2 separate regions of the Homo sapiens genome follow, and region 1 is linked to region 2. A link is a contact called in ENCODE Hi-C or POLR2A ChIA-PET data. All regions are on one chromosome and are shown on one strand. The core of a region is the stretch at or near the end of the contact, and the rest is flanking DNA. Distances in the headings are between cores, read along the strand shown. Region 1 overlaps TANGO2 (transport and golgi organization 2 homolog). Region 2 overlaps TXNRD2 (thioredoxin reductase 2).

Evidence for each region. A loop is a pair of places that touch in the nucleus more often than their neighbours do. ChIA-PET counts read pairs that join two places held with the same protein, here RNA polymerase II (POLR2A). Pooled maps may share reads with other maps.
Region 1: a pooled map shows a loop between it and region 2 (2.7-fold over the local background). The contact joins two enhancer-like sites. A Hi-C loop is called at or near these places in 5 of 50 pooled maps. POLR2A ChIA-PET finds 5 or more read pairs at or near these places in 2 of 52 experiments (CD4-positive, alpha-beta T cell and activated T-cell).

The regions. Positions count from the first base shown.
Region 1 is chr22:20,037,064-20,039,763 of GRCh38, reverse strand. All of the region lies in intron 2 of TANGO2 (transport and golgi organization 2 homolog), which reads right to left. Among named protein-coding and RNA genes, the nearest start is that of MIR185, 5.3 kb to the right of the region's middle. RefSeq lists a silencer at 1,057-1,218. Within about 2 kb of position 1,448, at least 2 of the 41 ENCODE cell types and tissues checked have a DNase peak (open chromatin) inside an H3K27ac peak, as active enhancers do.
Region 2 is chr22:19,890,314-19,893,013 of GRCh38, reverse strand. All of the region lies in intron 11 of TXNRD2 (thioredoxin reductase 2), which reads left to right. Among named protein-coding and RNA genes, the nearest start is that of RTL10, 37 kb to the right of the region's middle. RefSeq lists silencers at 1-123, 290-699 and enhancers at 424-932, 933-1,440, 1,441-1,949, 1,950-2,458. Within about 2 kb of position 1,338, at least 13 of the 41 ENCODE cell types and tissues checked have a DNase peak (open chromatin) inside an H3K27ac peak, as active enhancers do.

The sequences.
Region 1 (2,700 bases), core at 199-2,698, 150 kb before region 2:
ACCCTCAGTGGTGACCCCATGGAAGCTGTCCCATGGAGTAACAGCTTGTCCTGCAGCCACTCTAGGCTGAAGCCAGCAAGTGGCATCACGTGGGGCTGTAAACAGGCAGGTTTTTTTTCGTTTTTTCTTTTTTTTAAGATGGAGTCTCACTCTGTCATCCAGGCTGGAGTGCAGTGGCGCTATCTCAGTTCCCTGTAACCTCTGCCTCCCAGGCTCAAGCAATTCTCCTGCCTTAGCCTCCCTAATAGCTGGGATTACAGGTGTGCGCCACCATGCCAGGCTAATTTTTGTATTTTTAGTAGAGATGGGGTTTCACCATGTTGGCCAGGCTGGTCTCGAACTCCTGACCTCAAGTGATCCACCCACCTCAGCCTCCCAAAGTGCTGGGATTACAGGCGTGAGCCACCGCACCCGGCTGTAAACAGGCAGTTTTGAAAGAGATAGGGTGACATCATGAAGTGATTGTGTTATCTTGCTGCAGGGTCTTGGTTTTCCGTGATGGGTATCAAATTACCAAATACAGTGGCCGAGGCCGGGCATGGTGGCTCACGCATGTAATCCCAGCATTTTGGGAGGCTGAGGCAGGAGGATCACTTGGGCCCAGGAGTTCGAGACCACCCTGGACAACATAGTGAGAACTTGTCTCTACCAAAAAAAAAAAAATTAGCCGGGCATGGTGTTGTAGTCCCAGTTACTTAGGCATGCTGAAGTGGGAGGATCGCTTGAGCCGGCGAGTTTGAGGCTGCAGTAAGCTATGATCATACCACTGTACTCCAGCCTGGGCAACAGAGCAAGATCCTGTCTCTAAAATAATAATAATAATAATAAAAAAAAAAAACATAGTGGCCTAAAGCACCCTACTTTTTACTCCAGTCCACAGGTGAGGAGTCCAGCCCAGCCTAGCTGGGTACCTGTACGAGGCCTCCCAAAGTGCTGCAGAGGTGCTGTCAGGGGCTCCATAGAAGTGTCTGTGCTCCCAGCCTGCAGCGTGCCCTTCCCCTGGCTGGACACCCCACAGGCAGAGCAGAAGCAGCCACCAGAAGTGTCTCACACCCTCCCATGAAGTCAGGAAAACACAGCGCACATTTGCTCAGTCACCCAGAGGTGGCACATTTCGTCTTTGGCTTAGGGCTTCGGAAAATAGTCCAGAGAAATCCCGAGGCCAACTGGAATGGCAGGACCCGCAGGACAGGTCCTGGCAGCAACACACGGGTTCTGAGTGAAAGCAAGAGGGGCCCATGTCAACCCTCCTCCTCTCCACCCAAGGGGCTGGGTGGCACTGACCAGCACCCGCAGGCCAGCCATCAAGCTTCCTTTCCAGAGATGGGAGCACTCGGGGTGGGTTGAGTCTCTTCAGCAGCCTGCAGGAGGCAGCCCTGAAACGCATACAGAGCTGGCTGGCTCTCCTCAGCGTGCTAGTTTCCTGGGGCTGCCGTAACTAAGCACCACAGACCAGGCGGCTGCAACAACAGACACTATTGTCTCGCAGCATTGGATGCTGGAGATCCAAGATCAAGGCGTCAGCAGGGCTGGCTCCTTTTGAGGGTCTTCTCGGTATGCAGACGACTGCTTCTATCTCTGTATACACACCAGCTTCCCCTGTGCGTATCTGAGTCACCCATCACATTGATTAGGGCCTACCCACATGACCTTATTTTACCTTCATCTTTTTTTTGAGATGCAGTCTCGCTCTGTTGCCCATGCTGGAGTGCAGTGGCGCAATCTCGGCTCACTGCAAGCTCTGCCTCCCAGGTTCACGCCATTCTCTTGTCTCAGCCTCCCAAGTGGCTGGGACTACAGGCGCCCACCCCCATGCCCAGCTAATTTTTTTGTGTGTTTTTAGTAGAGATGTGTTATCCAGGATGGTCTGGATCTCCTGACCTTGTGATCCGCCCACCTTGGCCTCCCAAAGTGCTGGGATTACAGGCGTGAGCCACCGTGCTCGGCCAGCCCCTACATTCTTTAGAGTTCTGTTCACTCACTAGCCAGCCCAACACTACTCCAGTCCCTGTAGCAGTCAATAGTTCTTTCCTAACATTTCTTCCACCTTCCCTGCAGCATGCTGTCTGCTGCTGGGACCTGCCACTCACCCAACTGCAAAAAGGGAAAACACCAGACACCCTTCCTTCCTGATTCCTTGGCCTGAAATGACTTCACTCAGCCTTGAAGTCAAGCAGCATGGTGTCTATGCAACTTTGCAGTGACTCAAATCTGAGACCCTCTTGAAATGGTTCAAATCATTTCTGGTACAGATTTTAAAATGATGAAAACTTCCCGAGCAGTTGCATTAGAGAGTGGTTACACGTTTCATTTTAGATGTGGGTTATATCTCTGCCTCGTTCTCTGTGTGGATAAATGCTGGGGTGTCCTGGGGAATGGAGGTGTGGCCGTCCTGAGTCCAGGGTCAGGGGTGGCTTCTGGCCTCGATTTCCTGACTCCTCTGGCTGGTCCTCAGCGTCCCCTCTTCCCCAGGTTCTTTTTCCTCAGCTCAGGACCCACCCACAGACCCCTAGCCTGGCCGCCACTTTGACTTCTCACCAGCAGCTGTGACCCGCCAGCCCAAGCTGGCTCTCACTCACTGACGCCGTTGTCCCAGTTCTGCCGCCCGACCCTCCTCAAAGCCCATAGAACTGCAGCCCACCTGGACCCATGTCACTCCTCTGTCCTACCTGTGGCTGCCTTCTGTGGCTGAGTCTTCAC
Region 2 (2,700 bases), core at 89-2,588:
GGGAGGACCTGAGATGCCTGAGCGCACGCAGGGCTCTTGGCCCGGAGGTGATCAGTCAGCAAGAGCAATGTTCTCAGCCACGTTGTAAAAGTAGATTTTAAGTAAGTTTATTATGATAAACACTACGAAGGATTAGGTAACATTTTGGACTCTGGAGTGTACTGATGGTTCTCATCCTAAACTCCACTTTATTTTTCTTTCAAAATTTATCCTCCTACTGTCATTCCCAAATAAACTCCACTCTAAAGGGGAGGTGGCGAGTTTCTCCCTCCCACCGCGCCCTAGCCCTCCTCCTCTGTCTGCTGACACCTCCGTTCACCCACAGCATAAGGGAGCTGTTGCCATTGAACCGAGGGGCAGCCCTCGACCAAGCCCATAGGGATGTAGCAGACCAATGGGCCGGGGGCTGTGTCCCCGGAAAGCCGGGGCGTCAGCCTGGCAGGCAACAAGCGAGGCCCCTCCCTACTCAGCAGAGCTGCCGTGGCCTGCACGCCCATCCTCCCTTGCTAGGAGTCTGTTTTATTTTTTTGTACTTTCAAAATGAGCATCCCCCAGACAGTCTGCCTGGCATGATTGATGCTGGGGGTGGAAGCTTTTCACAGTCCTTGGCCTCTGACCCTGCTTCCCGAGGGCGGCGCGGCTTCTGCGCGCCTGCTGGGGGCCGCTCGGGCATGTGCTGACTTCGCTGCTGCTCAGAGCCAGGTTTTGTAAACATTCAGGAGCCACTTCCCAGGTCAGCAACTGCGAGCGTTTTCTGCTGGTTTGTACGATAAGCCTTTAACCAAGCTTTATTTCTACTTGCAATAAAGGATGATCCACTCTGGGAGGTTAAAATAAAGCGCCCTAGGGGCGGCACAGCTGGCAATGCCAACATCTCCGACTCTGCTTCCTGTACCGGGTGTGCACTACGTCCGCACAAGCTGGGCTCCGACAGGAAGGGGGGATGCCTCCGTGCCCGGTGCACACACACACAGAAGGGGCCCAGGTGCTGCACAGAGCTCCCGTGTGGGGCCGAGTGCTGGCCCTGCCCGTTGCCCGTGTGCCTGGCGCCTGGCCGCAGCTGGCGAGGACCATGGACATTGGCATTGCGAAGTGGGCCCTGCAGTCTGGAAGCAGAGGAGGACCAGAGCCCCTTCCTCGACGCAGCCTTGATCTCCACGTGGTGGATTAAACATATTAGCAGTTAAAGCAGTTAATTGCTGTGCAGGGGGCCCCCGCTCATTGTTTGTCTCTGAATCACCCGCCCACACCAGGTGTCTCAGATAATAGACTGGGAACTTCAGTGAGGAGGATTTCCTGTCTGCAGATGTGCCGATTACAGCGCTGAGTGAAGACAGTCAGCCAGCACTGCTGCGGGCTCGAATTCGCCCGCTGAGTTAACCAGTTGTGGCCTGAATCCCTGGCTGTCTAGGGGAGCAGGGCCAGGCTGGGGCATCCTGAGCAAACGCCTCCCAGTGCAGGGGCTTCTAAGTGCAGTTAAGTTTAGATTTGGTTTTAAAGAAGGGACAGACTGCCTCTGGACTGCAGCCCTGAAAAACTGGAAGTTGAGATCTTCATGTGCCCCTTTGGCGTCCCCAGCCCCTCTGGATGGTTCTCTGTCCCTCTCTTGAGGGTGAGATGCTGAAGGCTCTGGCGTATCCCTCCCTGCACCACAGGAGTCCTGCCCATGGCCAGAAGAGCCAGCAGACACAGGAGGGGACTCGCTAAACCTGGGGGTCCCACAGCCAGGCAGCTGTTGTGCCTGAGTGCCAGGGAGGGTGGCCACAGGTCTGCCTGGGGCCTTGTGATATGGCAGGTGAGACGAGACCCAGGGAAGGAATCCGTCTGGATCTTACCCCAGCCACTGAAGCTATTTCCTCTTTGGGCTTTATCTTAGATAACTCAGAGATGTCCACCTGTGTGTAAACCAGCATCAGAGCCTGAAACACAACATGCATGGAGCATGGGAGCTTGGCTTCCCGGCTTCCTCTTGGCACCACACAGAGGCCACCCCCACAGCCTGCCCCTGTATAGTCTCCCCCACGTGGCACGTGTGCCTGGACCACAGCCAGAGAGACTGGGGTGCCCAGGAGATGATGATGGGGGCTGGCGGTGCCCAGGAGGGGAGCTGTTGCCAGGGTGGGCTGCAGCCCTGGGCTCCTCTCTCCACCCAGGCACTGTTTGCTGGCATGTACACGGCAGGCAACTGTCTTTGCTCAGCTGTGCTCGGCTGATGGCTCCCGTACACCGCAGACTCAGCTACACAAGTCCCTGCGGATTGTCCCTCTGTTGAGTGCCAGGCAGCAGGAAAGGGCAGAAAGCAAGAACCAAGCTGGGGATGGGTGGGAGCATCCTAAGCCTGGTGAGAGGGAAGGGGCGGCTCCTCCTGGATGCCCTCTGTGCTGGTGTGGGTGCAGCTGGGGCTTAGGGGCCGCGGTGGGTGTGGATGCTGCCCGGGCGAGGGGGCTGCGGTGGGCCCATCAGGACTGCTCTCAGGGATGCGCCTTGCTGCAGCTGCGTGAAACCAAGTTTGTGGCTATGCTCTTCCCGGTGGGGATGGGCCCAGCAGTGACCCTGGCATCCACATGCCTCCATGCTCTCAGGGTGGAGTGGCCATCCCTGAGCAGGTGACACGGATCGGAGGCCCCTCTTTGATAGTCTAACACCTTTTTATTTTAGTGCAAATTTAGTTTGTAATTAATGACATCAAGAGAGACCCAA